Linked DNA regions of Homo sapiens: regions 2 and 3 are each linked to region 1. Evidence: chromatin loops called from intact Hi-C (ENCODE). Cell type or tissue: dorsolateral prefrontal cortex. All regions are shown on one strand. Region 1 overlaps TCF12 (transcription factor 12). Region 2 overlaps TCF12 (transcription factor 12). Region 3 has its middle 65 kb from the start of LINC03065.

Region 1 (4,000 bases):
TATTTACACTCCCTCTTCCTGCCCCATGACTAAAGCCAATCATCTTTAAGGGTAAGTTCCAATTAAAAGTATAATAGTGAAACAATGTTTATTTAATAACTGGCTCACATATGTGCTAAATCCCTGGCCTAGATTCATTTCCTTGAAGGTGAAAGTAGATAAGCCACAGCTGATAGATCAGTGGTTCCTTCCAGGAATATATTACCGAATCTTCACTCATCCTCCCTAATTTGAGGTTTTGTGTAACAGTACTAACCATAATAGCATGGGCCGGGTGCAGTGGCTTTTGCCTATAATCTCAGCACTTTAGGAGGCTGAGGCTGGTGGATCACTTGAGGTCAGGAGTTCGAGACCAGCCTGGCCAACATGGTGAAACCCTGTCTCTACTAAAAATACAAAAAACAAAAACAACAAACAAACAAACAAAAAACATTAGCCGGGTGTAGTGGCATGCGCCTGTAGTCCCAGCTACTTGGGAGGCTGAGGTAGGAGAATCGCTTGAACCCAGGAGGCAGAGGCTGTAGTGATCTGAGATCACGCCACTGCACTCCAACATGGGTGACAGAGTGAGGCTCCAACTAAAAAGTAATAACTACTACTATAATAAAAATAATAATAGCATGAGCATACATTTGGCGATACCATTTGCCAGAACTTGGGCTAAAGGCTTTATTCATTTAATCTTTACAACACTATGAACTAGTTACTATTATTCCCATTCCACAGATGAGGCAAGAGGCACAGAAAATTTACACAGATCACCCAAAGTCTAACAGTAAATAGTAGGATGGGGATTTGAATCCAGGCTGTCTGTCCAGAGCCCACCATGAAATGCTGCCTTTCTAGTAATAACTGCTCCCCGATAGAACTATTGTGAACTGAATGGCTCAATGACAGGCTGAAGCCATACAAAATGAAGAATAAATCTGTTCAAACAGTAATTCATAAGAATAAAGGAATGAAAGTAGGAAAATGCAACAACAAAACAAAACAAAACAAAATTTAACTACCCAGTTTGGCAAATGGTGCTCACAACAGTGGAGACAGTCATAAGAGCTTTAGTAAACTGTTTGGACTGGGGGACTCTCATGAAGCCACAAACAAAATGGGAAATGGAAAAACCTCCGCTGCTAAGTGAACATCTACTGCAGACATTTTTATCTACCGCAGAACTTTTCTCTTGCCCAAGGTGGGAATAGGTACAGTAGTCTTCTGGGATGCTAACATAATTCCCATGGAAAATGCATACAGAGGCCTCAAAAAACCTAGAGGCAAATTTCTACAGCGTCAGAGCCAGTAGTTGAGTACCCTTATGTTAAAGTTTATGATAATGATTTGGCAATTATAGTTAAGAATTAATATTCATTATAATTAATTGGGAAAGGCTATGTAACTCCATTCTAATAAAAGGCATCCGAATGGCCTAGCTGTAATGCACTGACAATTGCAAAAAAGGAAATTATTCACAGAGATATCAAAATCTTTTGGGTCAGGGCCCTAAATCCAACATCAATTGAATGCTCAACAAGAGAAACAGCATGATAGGGGGCACTAATCTTCCTCAGGGACTCTGTGATTCGTTCTGCAGTACTGAAGCTTCCCAGAAATAGCAACTGAATGCAAAACGGCTTGTTAAGAGACAGACCTATTATCCCCTTCCTCAATTCCTAGATCTCTGAAATCAACAGTGATTATCTGGCTAAAGGACACAGGTGCCATGTGAATAATCCAACAAAGAACCGGCAATGAAGGAAGTCTTCATTTCTACTTAACATCAAAGGCAGACAGTACCCCTGCTTTCTGATGTACAGTATACAGTTTCTCTTGCAGAGTGCTCAGCAGCTGAAATGCTGGAACTCCCTTTGAAAAACAGAAAGGTTTCACTATCAAGTTATGAGAGGTAGGTGTAACTGTGAGTACATTAGATATACAAAACCTAACTTTTAGAGATAACCTTTAAATGATAAATTAGCTTCTTAAAACTAAAATATAATCCTGTCAGTAGAGACATTTATTTTCAATGAGCAGCTTACTGAAGTAACTAATCAGGTTTTTCTTGGAAGTGGAATACTTCCTCATTTTGAACTTCTGTAATTTTTCAATTTGAAAGAGCATCTAAATTATTTTTCAAGAAAGCTGCTGTTTTAATTTGAGAAAGCGTTTTTAGAATGATCTTTAAGTCTCCTTAAATATACCAAAATCACAGATTTAGAATCTGTGAGTCTTCCTATTAATATGTTAATACTTTATAGATTTATTTAAAGAAAATATCTCTTCAGGTTAGTCCTTATTGCTACAAAGAACAAAGGAATTAAATTCTAAATACACTACCCTCTCATTTCCATAGCACTTTTGTAACTAAAGACCATTTTACTTATTTCTGCATGGTTGTCAGTCTCCTTTCACTGAAAAAATCAGTAAGTAAAGGCATTTCCTTCTCTAACCACGTTAGAGAACAAGGCTGAGGAACAACCGCCAGGGGCTACTCATTCACCAGTTTGAGAAACATCTACTAGAATTGAATAAAATCACACAGCGGAGGGATTTTGTGGTTATTTGTGTGTCCAGATATACTGACTCGTATCTTACGTCAATTGATCTAATCAAACTATGTGAATTTATAAAAAATGAAAGCAGAAAAAGTACTGTTCCACTCCATCCCTACTCTACCAAAAAGCATGGTTTGTATCCTGGAGTGAGCATGAGATGTGGAAGTGCCAGCAATTCTCATGGATTTTTTAATGCTTCTCAGTGGAAGCATCTCCTTCCATGGCCATGATTCTAGTGTGAGAAATAGTATTCTTCATATAACATGGTATGAAAACACAAGTCAGCATCTTCACCTAGTACACAATCAAAGAAATAACTATCTGATCCATTACCAGAGAAAAACTCTATTCTGATGTGTGTATGTAAACTGTGAAGCACGTTTAAGTGGCATTACTTTATTGGAATAGTTTCAGCTAATACATGTAATTAAAAGTAAAAAGCAGTTATTTCCTAAAAAATAAAATTACACTTCAATTCAGACATTTAGTCCAAACTGATACTGCTTTACTGTATTTGCACCCAATACAAACTTTTCACATACTTACGAAAATATAATGAGTTAATTACATTTGCACATAATATAAAATTTTCAGATACTTACAAATATAGAAGACCAGCATTACTTTGATAACAAAAGGTCACAGCATTACCTTTCTTTTCTTATACCCTTCCTAAGGAAACTAAAGCTAATTGTGATATAAACTGAGTTATCTATGTGATCAAATACGATGGTTTTCATCAGCAGCAATAACCGAAATGGATTTCTTGTCTGCTTTGAGTTCTAATATTTGTAATGCATACTATCAATCTATATCCTAAATGCCAGGTGTGCTTTTTGATACTTCATCTTCTCGTCTTACCTGCTCTCGATTTTTAGCCCCCATTTTCTCCTTCAACACTCATCTTATTTTTTTACCTATCTTTTCATGTCAATCTAGTTATTAATGAAATTAAAGAAATTAAAATATGCATATGGAAGTGTGATAATGCATATGTATATATGTGTAGTACTGCCTATAATACATTAGGCATTGTGCCAGATGATAGGATGCAAGAATAAATAAAAGCCTTTGCCTTCAAGGAGCTTACAGTCACAAGAAGTCACAAGAAGAGAGAGACATTATCTGAAAATATATTAATAAACTGAATAACCTTTTCATGAGGTCTGGGCCTGAGATGCATGTACCACATTATAGCTTCCAAGGTTTGATTAGTACCATTGGACTCCCTAGTAGTCTAGGGGACAGGATGATAATAAACAGTAAAAATTTAAATGAGGTACAAACCAGTCCGCCAAATTACAAGTTAAACTTGCTGGGTTTTGTATGAATAGTTTAGAAGATGCTAATACACCAGCACAGCTTCAAATGGGAGCACCAAAAGCAGAACAAATACTGTTAGGCAGGCAGAAGTCGCATTAAGATTTGCTAAAGAATACCCTAAAGCAAAA
Region 2 (4,000 bases), 63 kb after region 1:
TCTAGATTTTTATCAACACATCTCAGCACAGAATCAGAGGGTCTTCCTTACTCTAAAAAGAACCAGTAGTTAGCGTGGCTCATCAACATCCAAAGCAATAACTTTTGTTATTATTGTTTCAATCTCTCTCTTTTGTTTTTGTTTTACTTTGAGAAAAGAACTTTTATCTGAGGAATATGAGCCCTTTCAAATTATCAGGCCCCGGCTAGGGCACAGTGGCTCATGCCTGTAATCCTAGCCCTTTGGGAGGCCAAGGCAGGTGGAGTGCTTGAGCTCAGGAGTTCAAGACCAGCCTGGGCAACATGGCAAAAAATACAAGATGGGCATGCTGGCACGTGCATGTAGTCCCAGCTACTCAGGAGACTGAGGTGAGAGGCTGGCTTGACCCCGAGAAGCACATGTTGCGGTGAGCCGAGATCTTGCCACTGCACTCCAGCCTGGGCGATAGAGCTAGGCCCCATCTCAAAAAAATAAAAATAAAAATAAATAAATAAATCCGGCCCAGAGAGGCATTAAAATGAGACAGCAATTACATCCTACTTCCTGCCTCTTGAGCTATGCAGTCATCTGTTGAAACTGCTTGCTATTGCAACAAGTAGCTATAAATTAACCTAATGCCACACACATAGCTTAACAATGTATAGCCAATCACTAATCAATGTTATTTCTGTAAACTAACAAAAATTCCTAACAACTTTGTATCAGTCCACCTGTTTTGCCTCTAAAAATTCACCTGTAACTGCTGCTAATCAATGTGTATATTCAGAGCAACTTGAATCTATGCTCCCAGGTTGCAATCCTCAAGCTTGGCCCCAATACGCTCTCTACTTACATTAATTTTGCCTCAGCTTCTTCCTTTTAGGTCGACACTTTAGTGTCCTAAATTACTTTTTGACTGGCTTTCCAAGATCCTTCTACTAAAATGTAAAATTCAACAGTAACACCTCAACCCTCACTGGGTGATTCTTACACTCCCTGGAGTTTGTGATACATGGAGGTTTACCAAAATAATCTGGTGTCCCTTGCCTTCTTTCCCAGATTATATTATGTGACAATCCCTTCTTTTCTAAAACTGGGTGAAGAAGAAGAAATATACATGTATATTTAAAGAACAAGTATGTAAGGCCACATACCAGAGTCACCAGGAATTCATTGCAAGGTATGACTTTTTAAAATCTAAAGAATGAGGCAATGTTCAGGCAAAAAAAAAAAAAAAAAGAAAGAAAATTAGACCTTCTCACATCTCCTGAGGTTGCTTACAGTTTAACTGGTGGGTTTTAAAAAATATTACCAATAATTCTGCACTGAACATCTTTGTATGCCTATTTTGATATACCTACTTTGTATACCTACTTTTGCACATATATTTAAAGTAAACAATGTTGGGCTAGCATGCTAAAGCAGGGCCCTGCAAACTTTTTCTTAAAGGAACAGTTAAGAATTATTTTTGGCTTTGCCCATATGGTTCTGTTGCAACTACCCAATTGTGCCTTGTAGTGCAAAAGCAATGATAGGCAATACCAATAAATATTGGTGCGGCTATGTTACAACAAATCTTCATTTACAAGAAATAAGCAGTGAGCCAGATTTGTCTCAAGGGCGATAACTTGTGACTCTCCTTAAGTCAGCTAGAGGGCATATACATTTAAATGGCATTGCTAGGCTGAAGGGTATATGCCTTTGAAATTTTTATTTACTTCTCAAATGGATCTTTTATTACATGGGGCTACGAGGCCCTCAAATGGACACTCTAGAGAGAGCACCCATAATCTCAGTGTCAACTGTGTCAAGGGCCTGAGATTTTGCCCTACTTGTAAACTAACAAGGTAGCCTGCCACCCTTTCAAGGATGAAGGTAGAAGACAGGAGACTCAGATCAGAGACAAATGACTTTATTAGTCACATCCCAGCAAGAATATATCAGCATATTTGCATCAGTTCCCTTATCCCCACTGTCATGACAGCAACACGGATGAGCCCAAATGGATGTCTGCATGCCCAGTGCGTTTACAGGAAAGGAAGCCTGAGTTTAGGAAGCCCAGATCTATAATGCACAGTAAGTATGGCTGACTTTTGCTCTGGAGAGATAAATTCTCTCTCCATATACACAGTAAACATACCTGCCCTTTGTTCCAGAGGGAGAAACTATGTCTACTTTCCATGGCTGTTTAGTATACAAGCATCCTTGAAAGGACAGTCCAAAACAAAGGCAGTCAGTGCTTCTGCTTGTAAAACATGGAAATGCAAGAGGCCCAAGGAAAATCACCTTCTAACAATATGTACCCTTTGCTTCTACATTGTCTTAGGCTCCCAGTCAATTTTTCTATAAGTATGCCATTCTATCAACCAAGCTGATTAATCTGACCAACAAAGGGAGGACCAAATGTATTTAATTTGCCTTATGAATTATGTAATTAAGGCTACTACAAACAGGAACTCTGAGCAGCAAGGTGAGGTCAATCTACAGTACTGACTTCCACTAGGTCCTCTAGGGTCTTGGACAAAATCAGCTAAACAAATCCCATAAACCATCAAAGTCTACCTTAGAAATTCAACTGGCTTCCTCCTCATGTTTCTGTGTTGACCTTTCCACTTAAACTAAAGCATTAATCCAGGTATAGGAAGATGCATTGGCAATTACACAGAATCTACCTTGTAATCTGTCTGGCCCATGAAGAAGTCCCAGGCAATTCTATCATACATAACAATTCTGGCTAGTGACTTGATGCTGACCTGAATACCTTTTAGAGATAAAATCCTAACACTAATCATTTCAGCTGAAGTCAGGGACTGATTTCATAATACCTATCCTAACCGGATGACTCCATCCTAGAGATAAACTACCTGCAGGGTACACGTAAATAATGAATGAGTCAGCCCCTCCAGGAAATTCCCCCAAGTAATCTAGGTTAGCCTGATTTTGGAGAAATCTCAGCAATCATATGAGAACTATATGATGTTTCCTTAAATACCTAAAGGTCTCTTAAAATCACTCTTACAATACAAGTCATTATGTTTCTGGTAAGGGGGCAAATTAATGTCTGGCTTCTATATAAGAACTAAGGGACCAAGAAGTCATGAGATCGCCCTGGAAAGAAGTGTTGTTTACAATGGTTGGAACTCCACAAGTAAGATATAAATCAGTCAGGGCACAAGCCCACAGTACTTCAAACAAGGTCTTCCATCAGAATAGTGTGGCTTAGCATTCTTATTTTAGTTCAAATAACTGAGTCTCTAAGTCCTTGTTTTTTTGGAGAAACTGTCTAAGAAACATGACATGGGGCTATGTAGCCCACAAATGGACACTCCAGAGACAGCACCCATAATCTCAGTGTCAACCATGAAGGGCCTGAGATTTTGCCCTACTTCTAAACTCAGCCAAACCTCAGCCAGCCAAACCTCTCCTGTTTGTCCACACAACAGCAAGGTGGCATTCAGCCACTTTATGGAATAACTGAGCAATGGCTACAAAAATGGGGGTGGGCAAGACATCTGAAGATATTGACAGCTATTTTGCATGGAAGGTTAGAGTGCTGGGGCCATCATTGGTTATGGGGAATGAAAACCAAAACATGGGCTGAGCCATCTGGAAACGGGTGGGAGACTTAGCACTATGTTAAATTTAAAGCATCTGAATTTTGGTTTTGGTTTTTCACTTAAGACAAGGTCTGGCTCTATCGCCCAGGCTGGAGTGCAGTGGCACAATCTTGGCTCACTGCAACCTCTGCCTCCAGGGCTCAGGTGATCCTCCCACCTCAGCCTCCTGAGTAGCCAGAATTACAAGTATGTACCACCATACCCGGCTAATTTTTTATTTTTTGTAGAGACAGGGTTTCGCCATGTTGGCCAGGCTAGTCTTGAACTCCTGAGCCCAAGCAATCTGCCTGCCTCACATCCCAAAGTGCTGGAATTACAGGTGTGAGCCACCACGCCTGGACTATTTAAGGCACTTGTAACTGTTGATAATAATCTCCTCCTCAGACTCAGACCCTTCATCTGGA
Region 3 (4,000 bases), 260 kb after region 1:
CTGCACCCCATCCAGAACAACAGAGTGAGACTCCGTCACCAAAAAGAAAAAGCGTTTTAGTGCCTCAGAAAAGGGAAAAGGGTAGACAGCCTCTAGAATAGCTGTCCGATGTAACTTTCTGTGATGCTGCTAATGTTTTATATATTTGATGTCCAACATAGTGGCCACTATCCCCATGTGGCTTCTGAAAACTTGTATTGTAGCTAGTATGACTGAGGACCTGAATTTAAAAACCTTAATTATTTAAAAATTAAAGTTACATAGACACATGGAGCTGTTACCATATTGCACAGCATAACTCTAAAACAACAAAGTAATTTCTGACCTTTGTGCTTTGATTATTGTTCGTACTGATCTATAGCAAGACTTAGGCTTTGTCCAGAAAGGATTTTTAAATTCAGATTTAAGGCATACCATGAACTAAGATGGGGCCCTCAACTCATAGTGTTTTTTTCTTAAGAAAAAAGAAGATAACCTTACCACCTATGAAAGCTAGGTCATGATATGCGTTGCTCTACCCTGGAAGGGAGATAGTACATGGGTGAATGAGTTGCCCAAAGACTGCCCCTTCCAGTTCCAAGGGATTATGGAAGAAATGAGGAAGACAAGAAGTGAGAAGGCCAGAGGCCAGAGTCTTGGCAAGGAGTGATGGTGAGGAGGTGGTATAGTAGGTGGGTTGATAGATGAGCTTGAGCCATCACTCCTGGGCTTACATGGCCGGGATGTTGTACAGGTGATCTAGCAAGTCCCGTGTGTTCTGATGAGACAGAGGTTTTGAGAGCACAGAGGTACGCCAAAGGGCTCTGGTTAAAACAAAGAGGTACCTGAGTAGAAACTTTGAGATGGCCAGAAACACAGATTCCAGAGGAAATTACTTTACCTCAAAAAGCCAAACCAGAAAAATCAACCTTCAGTGGTCACCAGTCCAGTAAACAGAAAATCTAGCCACTTCACCTTTGGTTAGTGAGGATTCAGATAATATCTCTGCTGCGTGGGTCATCTAAATTCTTACAGACCCCACTAAACAGAGACAGAGTCACTAACTTGGAGGACAACAAAGAGATGGAGAGAAAATGTAAAGACCGTATTTTACCTAAAGAAACTAAAGATAATTTACATAAAGAAGGCATCTGAATTATTGAGCTGAACTAAGTTTAACTGAAGGGGATAAATTTAGGGTCCTTTTTTCCCAATTCCCTGTGGATGAGTAGATGAGTTATGGAGAAATACAGAAGCTATATTTTCCTCGCACATCTGAGTACAGAGTGAATGAATTTGTGACCCCACTACAAATATGTGTGGCTTCCTGCCAAGCCAGTGATGGACAGCAATTCTATTTCCAAGGCTTTGGCAGGGGTGGAGAATGTGTGGGGAAAGGGAGGATGCTAACTTCATGTACTGAGTCTGGGAGCAACAACACCAGCACCATGATGAATTGGCCACTTAACCCACAGATGCCCTCTCTTCAAAGGCACTAGCAACCTCACGTGGGAAGTACATTTTGAGTGTATCTGGGAGGGAGTTTTTCTCTTATCCTCTGCCTGGACAGGGAAGAGGTTGTAGATAACCCAGCTTACTGGTCCAAGAGCTTTGACATCAATGGGAGAGGGGGGATCTGGCAGATTATGGTGTCATTTTGGCTGTGCAGGCCCTAGTCATCTTCTCATGCAGGATCAAGGAGGCATGAGCTACTTGGACAAAATCCTAATATACGAATCTAAATCTAACATCCTGTGAGTCCTTTGTCCAGACAGGTCCTCAAGTCCTCTGTGGGCTACACCACCACCTGCAGGCCAACCCTGAAAAGTACATGTCCAAGAGAATGGAAGAATTACTGGGCTCTATTCTGTCCAGTCGAGACATCTGCATTATGCTTCAAGTGTTTGTAGTCCCAGAGGAAGAGCCCACATGATTTATCAAATATATTTATCAATTCCTGGAATTCATTAGACAATTCCCTACACATTTCTTTTCATAGTCTGTTGTAATAATTGACATGCTCAAAAGGGATGGAGGCTTTTCTTGGTTCTCAGATGCAGATGCAGTCTCCTAACAAGCCTTACTTAAGGTATTCCTGCCTTCCCCTGACCTACCTGACCCAGCCCAGTCCACGTGAATGTCTCCATCCACTGAGATGAGCAATATCTAGTGCTTGGAAGACCCAGCCCTGAAGTCTCCACCTCTGGGTTTCCTTCTCTAGGAAACCGGCTTTTGAAAGAGTATAATTGCTCCTCTTCCTTGGGATTAAGAATCACTTGTCATAGAGTTGGAGTGGCTAAATTAGATGCGGGAACTCAGTTTGCACCAGAGTCACCTTCCTCAAGCACTTTGGGTTTACCATTTCATACCCAATCCTGGGAGCCATAGACACACGAGGGAAGACTACAGCACTAATCCTGGAAATCATCTGCTGGGAATTTTGAAGATAGCCCGTCCTGGCCATCACTAATAGAGGTAGTCAGGTCTGGCAGGGGCCCACACAATTGGGTTTTTATGATATGTGAGTGTAAGAGGAATAGAGTGGTCAAGAATGAGCCTCAAGTCTATATCCTGAGCTGCTGGATGAATGGTAAAGCCAGGAGCTGCAGTGTATAAAACTGTAAGAAAAACAGGTTTGGGAGATAAGACCAAGTTCTATTTTGAAAATGTTCAATTTGAAATGCTTATTAGACATCTAATGGAAATGTCAAGTAGGTGGCAGAATATGTTAAGTCTGGAGCTCAGGGGAAATGTCAGGGCTAGAGAATATAGATCTGGGAGTTATTGACAGAGAGACAGAAATTAAAGCCATGGGACTGGATAAGATCTCCTATAAAGTGAACGAGTGTATTTAAAGAACAGAAGATGTTTAAAGAAATTAAAAAATGAGGAATAAGAGGAAGGAGCCAGCAGACTCAGAAGAGGCCAATCCAGGGACACAGGAGGAAAACCGAGACAGTGCGTTGACTCAGATTCCAGGTGGTTCACCAAGTGAAATAAAATCCACTGAGAGGTCAAGTAAGAGAAGGGCTGGGAAATTGTTCAGAGGATTTAAGACATGTAGAGCTCACTGGTGATCCTGAGAAGAATGGCTTCAGTGCAATCATAGGGAAGCAAACATGATTGGAGAAGACTGAAAAGAGACCATGAAATGAGGAAGTGGAGAGACACTGAGTATTGACAACTTGCTTTAGAAATGATGATGTAAGGAGGCCTGAGAAGCAGGAGGGAGTAGTTGGAGGAGGGTGTAATTCTAGAGAAGACAGGTTTTTTAAAGACAGGAGATATTATAGCATGTGTATCTGCTATGGGAATGATCAAACAGAGAGTGGAGATGTAGAGATGGTGGAGACAGTGATTGATGAAAAGAGCAAAGCCTTTGAGTAGGTGATGGGGAATCCAGGGCTTAAGTCACAAGGTCTAGGAGGACTAAGAGTCTAGGACAGTTTTTCCATCATCAAGGAAGGAAAGGCAAAACTTAATGAGAATGCTGGTGGGAAATGTTACAGTTGTCTTGTGGTTGTTTCTATTTTCTTAGTAAAAGCAGAGATGAGGTCTGTTTCAGCCAGCTCATGCTAGCTCAGTTCACTGAGACTCTGCCCTAGACACAGAGCCAAGTAATTTACCCTGACAACTGAGTTAGAAGAGCCCACGTGTCTTGCAAAAGGTTCTGGATTCTCAGAAGTGCCACTGCCAGATCTGGTACCTGTCCTTGAGAAAGGATGTCTGCTAGAGAAGCAAACACATGAAACGCTCCCACCTCAACTAAGAACCCACCTAAACATGTTAAGACTTTGTAGTCACCCAGTGAAAAACACCACCCAGTGGAGTGGAATGTGGAAGAAGAGCCAGACCTGATTAGAGCCTCCTCCCACATCAGGCTAAGGCTGCTGGCATCCTATAAAAAAATTAAGAAACCTACCTTAAATATTTTTTTTACCTTCTCCCTCTGTGCTGTGTTTTAAACTTGCTTGCTCACAATGGATTTTCCCAGTTTGTCCTCATATTTGGATGGATACTC

Evidence for each region. A loop is a pair of places that touch in the nucleus more often than their neighbours do. Peaks named below come from ENCODE experiments on the same cell type or tissue, not always from the same donor. Only the 100,000 strongest peaks of a DNase experiment are listed, where the experiment ranks them.
Region 2: a loop joins it to region 1, with 2.7 times the contacts of the local background. A loop is called at or near these places in 3 of 110 quality-filtered maps.
Region 3: a loop joins it to region 1, with 5 times the contacts of the local background. A loop is called at or near these places in 2 of 110 quality-filtered maps.

Annotation. Positions count from the first base shown.
Region 1 is chr15:57,078,137-57,082,136 of GRCh38, reverse strand. The region is part of intron 4 of TCF12 (transcription factor 12); the gene reads right to left. Among named protein-coding and RNA genes, the nearest start is that of TCF12, 160 kb to the right of the region's middle. In dorsolateral prefrontal cortex, CTCF peaks have their summits at 1,520, 2,273 and 2,479; a DNase peak (open chromatin) is centred at 2,487; H3K4me3 peaks cover 1,628 bases; H3K27ac peaks cover 3,838 bases.
Region 2 is chr15:57,014,945-57,018,944 of GRCh38, reverse strand. All of the region lies in intron 3 of TCF12 (transcription factor 12), which reads right to left. Among named protein-coding and RNA genes, the nearest start is that of TCF12, 98 kb to the right of the region's middle. In dorsolateral prefrontal cortex, a CTCF peak has its summit at 1,739; no DNase peak of the experiment used is centred here; H3K27ac peaks cover 3,559 bases.
Region 3 is chr15:56,819,684-56,823,683 of GRCh38, reverse strand. No RefSeq gene overlaps it. Among named protein-coding and RNA genes, the nearest start is that of LINC03065, 65 kb to the left of the region's middle. In dorsolateral prefrontal cortex, a CTCF peak has its summit at 1,770 (motif pointing left); a DNase peak (open chromatin) is centred at 1,783.